Linked DNA regions of Homo sapiens: region 1 is linked to region 2. A link is an interaction called in ENCODE POLR2A ChIA-PET data of the cell type or tissue named here. Cell type or tissue: IMR-90. All regions are shown on one strand. Each heading gives the region's core, and the rest is flanking DNA. Links, peaks and the distances in the headings are about the cores only.

Region 1 (6,098 bases), core at 1,435-5,434, 450 kb before region 2:
GCACAGCTTCCCTGCAGGTTAGACCCCCTCGCAGGCCAGCTGCCTGCCCCTGCAGGAACCGTGGGTCTCGGGAGAGGCTGCCATCCCTGCACATGACAGGTAGGCACATTGCCGGGTTCTGGACATGCCCCCAGAGCAGCCTCTGCCCACCCCTTCCTGGGTCCCTGACTCCGTCCCCCTCCGTGTGCCCCTCCCCAGATCACGCGCTGCCCCATGATCCCGTGCTACATCTCCTCCCCGGACGAGTGCCTCTGGATGGACTGGGTCACAGAGAAGAACATCAACGGGCACCAGGCCAAGTTCTTCGCCTGCATCAAGAGAAGTGACGGCTCCTGTGCGTGGTACCGCGGCGCGGCGCCCCCCAAGCAGGAGTTTCTCGACATCGAGGACCCATAAGCAGGCCTCCAACGCCCCTGTGGCCAACTGCAAAAAAAGCCTCCAAGGGTTTCGACTGGTCCAGCTCTGACATCCCTTCCTGGAAACAGCATGAATAAAACACTCATCCCATGGGTCCAAATTAATATGATTCTGCTCCCCCCTTCTCCTTTTAGACATGGTTGTGGGTCTGGAGGGAGACGTGGGTCCAAGGTCCTCATCCCATCCTCCCTCTGCCAGGCACTATGTGTCTGGGGCTTCGATCCTTGGGTGCAGGCAGGGCTGGGACACGCGGCTTCCCTCCCAGTCCCTGCCTTGGCACCGTCACAGATGCCAAGCAGGCAGCACTTAGGGATCTCCCAGCTGGGTTAGGGCAGGGCCTGGAAATGTGCATTTTGCAGAAACTTTTGAGGGTCGTTGCAAGACTGTGTAGCAGGCCTACCAGGTCCCTTTCATCTTGAGAGGGACATGGCCCTTGTTTTCTGCAGCTTCCACGCCTCTGCACTCCCTGCCCCTGGCAAGTGCTCCCATCGCCCCGGTGCCCACCATGAGCTCCCAGCACCTGACTCCCCCCACATCCAAGGGCAGCCTGGAACCAGTGGCTAGTTCTTGAAGGAGCCCCATCAATCCTATTAATCCTCAGAATTCCAGTGGGAGCCTCCCTCTGAGCCTTGTAGAAATGGGAGCGAGAAACCCCAGCTGAGCTGCGTTCCAGCCTCAGCTGAGTCTTTTTGGTCTGCACCCACCCCCCCACCCCCCCCCCCCCGCCCACATGCTCCCCAGCTTGCAGGAGGAATCGGTGAGGTCCTGTCCTGAGGCTGCTGTCCGGGGCCGGTGGCTGCCCTCAAGGTCCCTTCCCTAGCTGCTGCGGTTGCCATTGCTTCTTGCCTGTTCTGGCATCAGGCACCTGGATTGAGTTGCACAGCTTTGCTTTATCCGGGCTTGTGTGCAGGGCCCGGCTGGGCTCCCCATCTGCACATCCTGAGGACAGAAAAAGCTGGGTCTTGCTGTGCCCTCCCAGGCTTAGTGTTCCCTCCCTCAAAGACTGACAGCCATCGTTCTGCACGGGGCTTTCTGCATGTGACGCCAGCTAAGCATAGTAAGAAGTCCAGCCTAGGAAGGGAAGGATTTTGGAGGTAGGTGGCTTTGGTGACACACTCACTTCTTTCTCAGCCTCCAGGACACTATGGCCTGTTTTAAGAGACATCTTATTTTTCTAAAGGTGAATTCTCAGATGATAGGTGAACCTGAGTTGCAGATATACCAACTTCTGCTTGTATTTCTTAAATGACAAAGATTACCTAGCTAAGAAACTTCCTAGGGAACTAGGGAACCTATGTGTTCCCTCAGTGTGGTTTCCTGAAGCCAGTGATATGGGGGTTAGGATAGGAAGAACTTTCTCGGTAATGATAAGGAGAATCTCTTGTTTCCTCCCACCTGTGTTGTAAAGATAAACTGACGATATACAGGCACATTATGTAAACATACACACGCAATGAAACCGAAGCTTGGCGGCCTGGGCGTGGTCTTGCAAAATGCTTCCAAAGCCACCTTAGCCTGTTCTATTCAGCGGCAACCCCAAAGCACCTGTTAAGACTCCTGACCCCCAAGTGGCATGCAGCCCCCATGCCCACCGGGACCTGGTCAGCACAGATCTTGATGACTTCCCTTTCTAGGGCAGACTGGGAGGGTATCCAGGAATCGGCCCCTGCCCCACGGGCGTTTTCATGCTGTACAGTGACCTAAAGTTGGTAAGATGTCATAATGGACCAGTCCATGTGATTTCAGTATATACAACTCCACCAGACCCCTCCAACCCATATAACACCCCACCCCTGTTCGCTTCCTGTATGGTGATATCATATGTAACATTTACTCCTGTTTCTGCTGATTGTTTTTTTAATGTTTTGGTTTGTTTTTGACATCAGCTGTAATCATTCCTGTGCTGTGTTTTTTATTACCCTTGGTAGGTATTAGACTTGCACTTTTTTAAAAAAAGGTTTCTGCATCGTGGAAGCATTTGACCCAGAGTGGAACGCGTGGCCTATGCAGGTGGATTCCTTCAGGTCTTTCCTTTGGTTCTTTGAGCATCTTTGCTTTCATTCGTCTCCCGTCTTTGGTTCTCCAGTTCAAATTATTGCAAAGTAAAGGATCTTTGAGTAGGTTCGGTCTGAAAGGTGTGGCCTTTATATTTGATCCACACACGTTGGTCTTTTAACCGTGCTGAGCAGAAAACAAAACAGGTTAAGAAGAGCCGGGTGGCAGCTGACAGAGGAAGCCGCTCAAATACCTTCACAATAAATAGTGGCAATATATATATAGTTTAAGAAGGCTCTCCATTTGGCATCGTTTAATTTATATGTTATGTTCTAAGCACAGCTCTCTTCTCCTATTTTCATCCTGCAAGCAACTCAAAATATTTAAAATAAAGTTTACATTGTAGTTATTTTCAAATCTTTGCTTGATAAGTATTAAGAAATATTGGACTTGCTGCCGTAATTTAAAGCTCTGTTGATTTTGTTTCCGTTTGGATTTTTGGGGGAGGGGAGCACTGTGTTTATGCTGGAATATGAAGTCTGAGACCTTCCGGTGCTGGGAACACACAAGAGTTGTTGAAAGTTGACAAGCAGACTGCGCATGTCTCTGATGCTTTGTATCATTCTTGAGCAATCGCTCGGTCCGTGGACAATAAACAGTATTATCAAAGAGAACGTGGGCTCTCTCCGTGTGGCTGTATCCGATGTTCAGAACGGCCACTTCCTAGCTCAAGAATGGGAATCAGCCTCTGCAAGGAGCCTCTCCTGTCCGGCGGGAGGGGGCGCCCTGTGTCCTCCAGAGAAACAAGGCCAGTGAGCTCTGAGTCAAATATGGGATGCAGACCAGGTGTGGTGGCTCACGCCTGTCATCCCAGCACTTTGGGAGGCCAAGGCGGGTGGATTGTTTGTGCCCAGGAGTTCGAGACTAGCCTGGCCAACTTCGCAAAACCCTGTCTCTGCAAAAAATAGGCGTGGTGGCATGTACCTGTGGTCCCAGCTATTCAAAAGGCTGAGATAGGAGGATTACTTGAACCTCGGAGGCAGAGGTTGCAGTGAGCTATAATTGCACCACTGCATTCCAGCCTGGGCAAGAGAGTGAGACCCTGTCTCAAAAAAAAAAAAAAAGAAAAAAGAAAAGAAAAGTGCGATGCAGTGGCAGAGACGGGGCAGCAGAGATGGGACAGGTAAAAGCAAATGTGGTTTCCTTAGGTGGATGAAGGGGCAGAAGTGTAGGAGAGGGTCCCCTTCATTCAACACATACCTCTGGCTTTTTATTATAGAGACACGCAGAGCCATGCACCCGTCTCACAGCTTCGACACTGAGGGCTTCATGGCCAGCTTTAGACCTACACTCAGTCTTCACCCACCATTCACGAAATTATTTGGAAGAAAAAATTCCAGGCATGAAGCAGTCTCATTTATAAATATTCCAGTACACATATGTTTAAAAAATAAAAACTACTTTTTTTTTTTTTCAGACGGAGTCTCGCTCTGTTACCCAGGCTGGAGTGCAATGGCATGATCTTGGCTCACTGCAACCTCTGCCTCCTGGGTTCAAGTGATTCTCTTGTCTCAACCTCCTGAGTAGCTGGGATTACAGGTGTCCGCCACAACGCCCAGCTAATTTTTGTATTTTTACAAAAATACAAAAAGAGACAGGGTTTCACCATGTTGGTCAGGCTGGTCTCGAACTCCTGACCTTGTGATCCGCCCGCCTGGGCCTCCCAAAGTGCTGGGATGACAGGCGTGAGCCACCGTGCCCAGCCAAAAAATAAAAACTACTTTTAAAACCTTTTTCCAGGCCAGGTACGGTGGCTCACCTATAGTCCTAGCACTTTGGGAGGCCAAGGTGGGCGGATTGCTTGAGCCCAGGAGTTCAAGACCAGCCTGGACAACATGGAGAAACCCCAACTCTACAAAAAATACAAAGATTAGCTGGGTGTGGTGGTGCATGCCTGTAGTCCCAGCTACTCGGGGGGCTGAGGTGGGAGGATCACTTGAGCCCAGGAGGTGGAGGTTGCAGTGAGCTGAGATCGCACCACTGCACTCCAATCTGGGTGACAGAGTGAGATCCTGTCTCAAACAACAACAACGACAAAATCCAAAATAGCTTTATCACATGTCAAAAACTTACTTAGAATTCATCAATGTCATCAAATATCCAGTCAGTGTTCTAACATCTCTGACTGTCTCATAGATGCTTTTGCGTGGTTTATGGGTTTGAATCAAGACCCAAATAAGATCCATCCATTGCAGTTGGTTGATCTAACTCCTAGGTCTCTCTCTCTCTCTCTTTTTTTAAATAACTATTGAAGCTCCCCCTTCTTTCTTTCTTTTCTTTTCTTTTTTTTTGTTTTTTTTTTTTTTTCAGACAGAGTCTCGCCTCATTGCCCAGTCTGGAGTGCAGCGGTGTGATCTCAGCTCAACGCAACCTCTGCCTCGAGAGTAGCTGAGATTACAGGTGGGCACCACCATGCCCGGCAAATTCTTGCATTTTTAGTAGAGGCGGGGTTTCACCGTGTTGGCTAGGCTGGTCTCACACCCCTGGCCTCAAGTGATCTGCCCACGTTGGCCTCCGGTAAGCCACAGTGCTTGGCCTCCCGGGTCTCTCTTATTCTCCAGGTTGTTTCTCCCTGCCCCCACCCTATCCTTGTGCTGAGAAAGATGTTCCCATCATAATTCAAACTTCAATCAAAAGTCTCATAATACTTCACCATATGAAATTTTTTTTAATTTAATTTTATTTTTTTTGAGACAGAGTCTTGATCTGTCGCCCAGGCTGGAGTGCAGTGGCGCGATCTCGGCTCACTGCAACCTCCACCTCCCGGGTTCACACCATTCTCCTGCCTCAGCCTCCCAAGTAGCTGGGACTACAGGCACCTGCCACCACGCCTGGCTAATTTTTTGTATGTTTAGTACAGACGAGGTTTCACCATGTTAGCCAGGATGGTCTCGATCTCCTGACCTTGTGATCCGCCCGCCTCGGCCTCCCAAAGTGCTGGGATTACAGGCCTGAGCCACTGCACCCAGCCATGGACATTCTTCAATGGTGTATTTGAACAGTTAGCTGCCCCCTGGCCCATGTGCACACTGTTGTGCAGAATCTGTTATTCCAGGGGCAGCCAGAAGAATCGTGTTTCCTACTGTGTGCAGTTACTGCCCAAAAAGCAAGAACAAACTTACGACATCTGAAGTTTGCTCCAATGTCACATTAAATGTGATCCACTTAATATCTACTGCAGAAATATTTGGATTATTTCTTCTGTATGTCCAAATATGTAGGGAAAATGGTTGAGTGGTATACTATAATAATAATATCAAAACTTTCCATTTCATACAAATGAACTTACTTGGCATTTGCAGCCCACATTTGGAGTTTTAGTAAGCAGCACGCCAGGTGATTTATACCCTTTTCATATATTTATGCATTTAAGTCAAACTTAAAGTCATTATGGAAAATTTAAAACATATACAAAAATGCAGAGAATGGTATGACCAACTCCATGTGTCTATGATCTGTTTTCAACAATTATCCATGTTTTGCTGATCTTTGAAAACGATTTAAGATTAGTTTGTAGGCCGGGCGCCATGGCTTACACCTGTAATCCCAGCACTTTGGGAGGGCAAGGCGGGAGGATCACCTGAGTTCAGGAGTTCGAGACCAGCCTGGCCAAAATGGCGAAATCC
Region 2 (6,098 bases), core at 988-4,987:
AAACAAAAACAAAAACAAACCACCTGAGCACCGGAAGATGCCTCGAGTCTCAACAACACAGCTGTGTGCCTACTGCAGTCCACAGCCTAGATTCCCCATCCATGGAGGCCCCCCACTCACTCAGCTCTTCCGAAAGCCACTAGAACCAGGACAAGAGAAGGAGCAAAACAGGCCTCTGGACTGCCCAGGGAGAAGCCAGAAAAGCCGTGGGATGTACTCATGGCACAGGGGCCTCCAGGCACCATTTCCCCTTCTCTAGACAGACTAGCTCCAGGATTGGGGGTCCCCAGCGTCAGAAAGGAGTCATGGTCCCGCTGCTAGAGGCGGGCACCCTCCCAGCATTAAGAGGCCATGCAGTAAGCCCACTGCTAAGCACAGGGTTTCCAGCATGTTATACCCATGTCTTAGAGAGCTGCCCCTGGGATTCTGCCCCATTTCGGCTGCTCCGCCAGATGCCTGAGAGGGATAAACATGCATTGCAGAGTGTGACCCTCTTCCTACCACCCCCACCAGCAAGACTGTGCACAGAGCCTCCATTTCCTCAGCTATGGGGAAAAAAGGCAGACATTGGCATATAGGGAAAAAAACAATAGCAATAGTGAGGAAAAGACAAGAAAACTGGGCTGCTGATGCCAAAACAAATGATCCCTAATGAATCTTCTTTCTCCCTGAGAAAGGCATTGCCAGCCGGGCGCAGTGGCTCACGCCTGTAATCCCAGCACTGTGGAAGGCTGAGACAAGTGGCTCACAAGGTCAGGCATTCGAGACCAGCCTGGCCAACATGGTGGAACCCCATCTCTACTAAAAATACAAAAATTAGCCAGGCGTAATGGTGCATGCCTGTAATCTCAGCTACTAGGGAGGCTGAGGCACAAGAATCATTTGAACCCGGGAGGCAGAGGTAGCAGTGAGCTGAGATCGTGCCACTGCACTCCAGCCTGGGCAACAGAGCAAGACTCTGTCTCAAAAAAAAAAAAAGTTGCCAACAAGCAGGAACTCTGACAATCAACACAAGGCTAAGGGCCGGGCGTGGTGGCTCACACCTGTAATCCCAGCACTTTGGGAGGCCAAGGCAGGTGGATCACCTCAAGTCAGGAGTTCAAGGCCAGCCTGACCAACATGGAGAAACCCAATCTCTACTAAAAATAAAAAATTAGTCAGGCGTGGTGGTACAGGCCTGTAATCCCATCTACTCGGAAGGCTGAGGCAGGAGAATCGCTTGAACCCAGGAGGAGGAGGTTGCGGTGAGCCAAGATCGCACCATTGCACTCCAGCCTGAGCGACAAGAGTGACATTCCATCTCACAGCTAAGGCATGTTCCTCTCCATCTCTTAGGAGAGGTTATGTCACCACATCTTTACCACAGCCACCAAATAATGTGACCATATACAGTCTTTGATGCATAAAAGAGACGGATTTTACACAACTGAAATTCACTTCTTGGGAGGCAAGGCAGGCAGACCACTTGAGCTCCGGAGTTCAAAACCAGCCTGGGCAACATGGTAAAATCCCATCTCTACAAAAATACAAAAATTAGCCAGACATGGTGGCACGCGCCTGTAGTCCCAGCTACTCAGGAGGCTACGGTGGGAGGACTGCTTGAACCGGGAAGTGGAGGTTGCGGTGAACTGAGATCATGCTACTGCAGTCCAGCCTGGGAAACAGAGCAAGACTGTCACAAAAAAAAAAAAAAAAAAAAAATTCCCTTGAGGAGATGAATGCTCGCCTCTCCCCAAGTCATGGGACAGCTATGATGTGCCTGCAAGGGCTGCTGGGAAGGTAGGAAGGGAGAAGTACAGCACTCTAACAGGTAGGCGCCAGGGCTCCCCACCCCCTGCCCATGTTTGTGGCTGTCCCACACTGGAACGTCCTCCAGCCAGCCGCTGCGCACCTTTGGCGTGGAACGTCCAGCCCCTCCGCCAGTACTCCTGAAGCTGGACCCGCTCCTGCTGTCCCAGGCTGCACACCTCACTGAAGAACTGTCGCTCGATGTGCACATAGGCCGCTGGGATGGCGCCGGCCACCCCCTTGGCCCCAAAGAAGCCATTCACCTCTGGTGAGGCCAGCAGGATCTGGTACTCAGCCCGAGTGCCCAAGACCAGGTCCATGTAGGCCTGGGTCAGGTTGAAATAGCCAGTGGTGAGGTAGACCTTTGCCCCGCGCTCCGCCTCAGTCAACAGGGTCTCAGTGACAATCTCATCGATTTGAATCTCGAAGGGCTTCATCTGAATCAGCGGATAAATCCAGGTGTCAGGGGCTGGTCTGCGATCCCCAGCAGCTGCTGCATCTTCCTGGGTCAAAAGAGAGTTGCTGTGGAAGGTCTGGGCATGCAGCATCTGCTGGCGGGTCCTGGCTGAGTTGATCACATCCATGACCCTCTTATTGGCTGCCTTGCAGTACTCGGCCCGGTCCCCTGGGGAAGACGTGAAAGAAGAGTGAAGGGAAGAGAAATGGAGGGTCTGGACTCTGCCCAGCTCAGGGGACAGGGCATGTGATAGGCAAGTGCAGACGCTACAACTGGATGTTCACTGAACACTCGCTGAGTGGGCCCAGGACCCCAAGCCCAGAGCGAGGCTCCTCTGGGGATATAGTTTGCCCAAGACAAGGGCCTGGTCCACAGTAGCCCACACTCAGGCAGAAGTGAAAGGCATGTCGACGTATCATTCCAATTACAAACAAGCTCAAAACCAGGCAAGACAAACTGACAGGGAGAGAAATCAGGATAGTGGTTACCTTTGGGATAATTCCTTGGGGGGGACATACGGGGGGCCTCCAGGAAGCAGGTCCACTAGCAGCAGGTTCATGGCTGTACACCTGCGACTGGTGCTCGGGGTGCATGTTCTACTTCAATAAGGAAGCTCAGTCAAATAAAGACATGCAAGTATAACCAAAAAAGGAGCATGCGTATTCCACAGATGGGGTCACAGGGCAAGCCATCACCTTGGATAAGCACATCACCATGTGGGAAAGCTTCCCACAGCAGTGACAGTGCCTGAGAGAGAGGAAGAACGGGCAGGCTCAGGCTCTGCATGGGGTGCCTTTTGTATTCGGACAAGACACTGGTGACAGGTGACCATGCAGACACACTGAAGGGAAAGATGCTATTATCAGACAAGACAAAGCTGAAAATTAATGAGTTAAGCATCCAACTCAGGAAGACAGGGGAAAGAAACAACAGAATAAAACCAAGAATACAGTATAGGGAAGCAAAAAATAAAAATAAGAACAGGCCGGGCACAGTGGCTCACGCCTATAATCCCAGCACAGCACTTACGGAGGCAGGAGCGGGCAGATCACCTGAGGCCAGGAGTTTGAGACCAGCCTGACCAACATGGTGAAACCCTGTCTCTACCAAGAGTACAAACATTAGCCAGGTGTGGTGTTGTGTGCCTGTAACCCCAGCTACTCGGGCAGCTGAGGCTGGAGAATCACTTGAACCTCGGAGGCAGAGGTTGCAGTGAGCTGAGATCGTGCCACCACACTCCAGCCTGGGTGACGAGAGCAAAAACTCCATCTCAAAAATATATACATACATATGTGTGTGTGTGTGTGTATATATATATATATATATATATATATATATGAATAGAAATTACTAGAATGAAAATGATACAAAAATGGAGAATATCAACTGTCCAAAGTTGATTGTCTGATAAACGATTGATAAAACAACAAGGCTTTGGCAAGGCTGATCAGGGAAGTGAAACAGGGAAGGAGGGCTGTCCCAGGTCATCCTTGCTGGCTTGCATGGTCTGAGCTGGGGGCAGGAACAGACACTCAGTGCCTTTCAGGGCTGGGCTACAGAACAAAGAGAAGGACCATCCCATGCAGGAGTCTAGCCTGTTGATGCCAACACCCTCCAGGGGAGAAAGGAGTCACACTGCCACATGCTGGACAGGGCTGCCGGAGGGAGGAGCACCGGGGGGCCCTGCGCACACCCTGAGCCTCTCTGTGGACTCATTCTCCCAAGCACAGCTGGGCTCGAGTCTCCCCGCTCCTGCTCGGAGCGTGCTGGCTCTCATCCTGGCCTAAGCATGGCCTGTTTTCTCTCATATCCATGCCTGGCCCGTTACATTAGACCAGGGATCCACACACATTTTCTTTAAGGGTCAGATGGTAAATATTTTAGGCTTTCTGGGCCAAAAGGCAAAGCTGAGGATGCTAGGTAGGCACTCAGCAAGAGAGATACAGAGCTCCACAAGCTCTTTACAGATGAAATTCAAAATACAACAGTAGGAACAGTGCATGGCGGCAGGCAGAGCATCACACCATCACGGTCGGGGTCTGAGGCCCAGGGCTCCCCTGACACAAGGACAGGGCTTCCACCAGACGGCCCACTGAAATGCTTCCATTCTAGGTCCACAAGACGCAGAGAGCTCTTCTCCCAACAAGTTCCAACTTCAGCTCCTCCTCCCCAAGTTCAGACACTGCTGCAAATCCAGCAGCAGCTCTCTAAAGGCCATGGGGGAGCCACAGCCGCAGGAATCACAGGAATGCAAATGCCCCAGAACACTCACGCCAGAACCTGCCTGGTTCCAGTGGGCAGAGCTGAGAGCTCTTCCACTTCATTTTCCAGGCAGGGGGCCACAGAGCTCAAGGGAGCTGGGAGCCACAGGCCCAGGTGATAGGCTTGGGGAAATGGGCCCTAGGCGAACAGCTGCTGGCCTGGTTGCTTCCTGTGATGCAGGGCAGGCTTCTGGGTCACTCGCCCAGGCACACGTGTTCATTGCTGAGTAGCTATTTGTTAACTGCGTCCTGACCTGAGTTTGTCACCCCCCTGCTAGTTCACCTGAGACCTGGGTCACTAGGACACGCTGCTGCATACCCTTGCCTGAGTCCTCCTCACCTGCGTCTTCCCTCCCTGTAGTGCAAACCTGAGTGACTCCGCCTCAAGGAGTAGGAGTCCCAAGCCCAAGCTCCCACCTTTCTGGGCTGGCTCTCTCACCCACAGAGCATGACTGATGGTCAGTGAGTCACATCTGTCTGGCTTCAAGGACAAAAGCAGAATGAAGCCTTGCCACCCAAGTCCCCTATGCCTGTGGCAGAACCACCTAGAGTTGTGCTCTCCCGGGCCCTCACTCCACCCCACCCACAGCCATAGAAGGGTGTCAGCGGCAGCCCCTACCTTTGTAAGGATGCACCATCCCATCCACCACCTGCACCGTGTCGTCCCCCTGCAGCTGCAGGGACACATCCCCCACCGCGTCCACCAGCTCCGTGAAGAAGTCGGCAATCTCCGCACAGTCCTGCAGGAACACGTAGCGGTCCTGGCGGTTGGTGAAGTAGGAGTCACTCAGGTTTGCACTACAGGGAGGGAAGATGCAGGTGAGGAGGACTCAGGCAAGGGTATGCAGCAGCGTGTCCTGGTGACCCAGGTCTCAGGTGAACTAGCAGGGGGGTGACAAACTCAGGTCAAGATGCAGTTAACAAATAGCTACTCAGCAATGAACACGTGCAAAAGACAAAGCCAGAGTTGATCCAAGGTGACACAGCAAAGTGACCCACAGCCTCCTCCTCTCAAGGAGCCGACAGTGTAGCTGAGAAGAGGAGATGCAGACACAGAAAGTCAACTAACCACACAGGGCTTTTTTTTTTTTTGAGACAATCTCATTCTGTCGCCCAGGCTGGAGTGCAGTGGCATGATCTTGGCTCCCTGCAGCCTCCGCCTCCCAGGTTCAAGTGATCCTCCTGCCTCAGCCTCCCGAGTAGCTGGGATTACAGGTGTGTGCCACCACACCCAGCTAATTTTTGTATTTTTAGTAGAGACGGGGCTTCACCATGTTGTCCAGGCTGGTCTTGAACTTCTAACGTCAGGTGATCCCTCTGCCTCAGCCTCCCAAAATGTGGGATTACAGGCGTGAGCCACTGCGCCCGGCCCATGCAGGGCTATTTATCAGCGCCCATGTTTGTTTGTTCTCTCTGTCCCACTAAGTGACAGCTGCCACTGGTACAGTCCCAGAGCAAGGATGCAATCAAGGGCTTTCTCTCAGCACCAGCAACCCAATCCTGGCCCCACTGCCGAGGGGAGGGCCTGTGAAAGGGCCCATATTTATCAGCCTAAGGACCTGGACTTCCAGGTCTGACTCTTGTTTATTTTT

Evidence for each region. ChIA-PET counts read pairs that join two places held together with the same protein. Peaks named below come from ENCODE experiments on the same cell type or tissue, not always from the same donor. Only the 100,000 strongest peaks of a DNase experiment are listed, where the experiment ranks them.
Region 1: POLR2A ChIA-PET joins it to region 2 with 8 read pairs; 1 of 35 experiments calls an interaction of 5 or more read pairs at or near these places.

What each region holds. Positions count from the first base shown.
Region 1 is chr17:78,849,965-78,856,062 of GRCh38, reverse strand. TIMP2 (TIMP metallopeptidase inhibitor 2) reads left to right here. Exons shown (of 5, transcript NM_003255.5): 5 at 199-3,086. The coding sequence ends at 396. Among named protein-coding and RNA genes, the nearest start is that of USP36, 12 kb to the right of the region's middle. In IMR-90, for the core only: a CTCF peak has its summit at 3,178 (motif pointing right); a DNase peak (open chromatin) is centred at 3,062; H3K27ac peaks cover 328 bases.
Region 2 is chr17:78,399,883-78,405,980 of GRCh38, reverse strand. It overlaps PGS1 (phosphatidylglycerophosphate synthase 1), which reads right to left. Exons shown (of 10, transcript NM_024419.5): 6 at 5,126-5,304; 7 at 1,892-2,413. LOC124900399 (small nucleolar RNA SNORA30/SNORA37 family) reads right to left here and starts at 6,046; the gene lies at 5,918-6,046. RefSeq lists an enhancer at 4,948-5,453. In IMR-90, for the core only: no CTCF peak of the experiment used is centred there; no DNase peak of the experiment used is centred there; H3K27ac peaks cover 513 bases.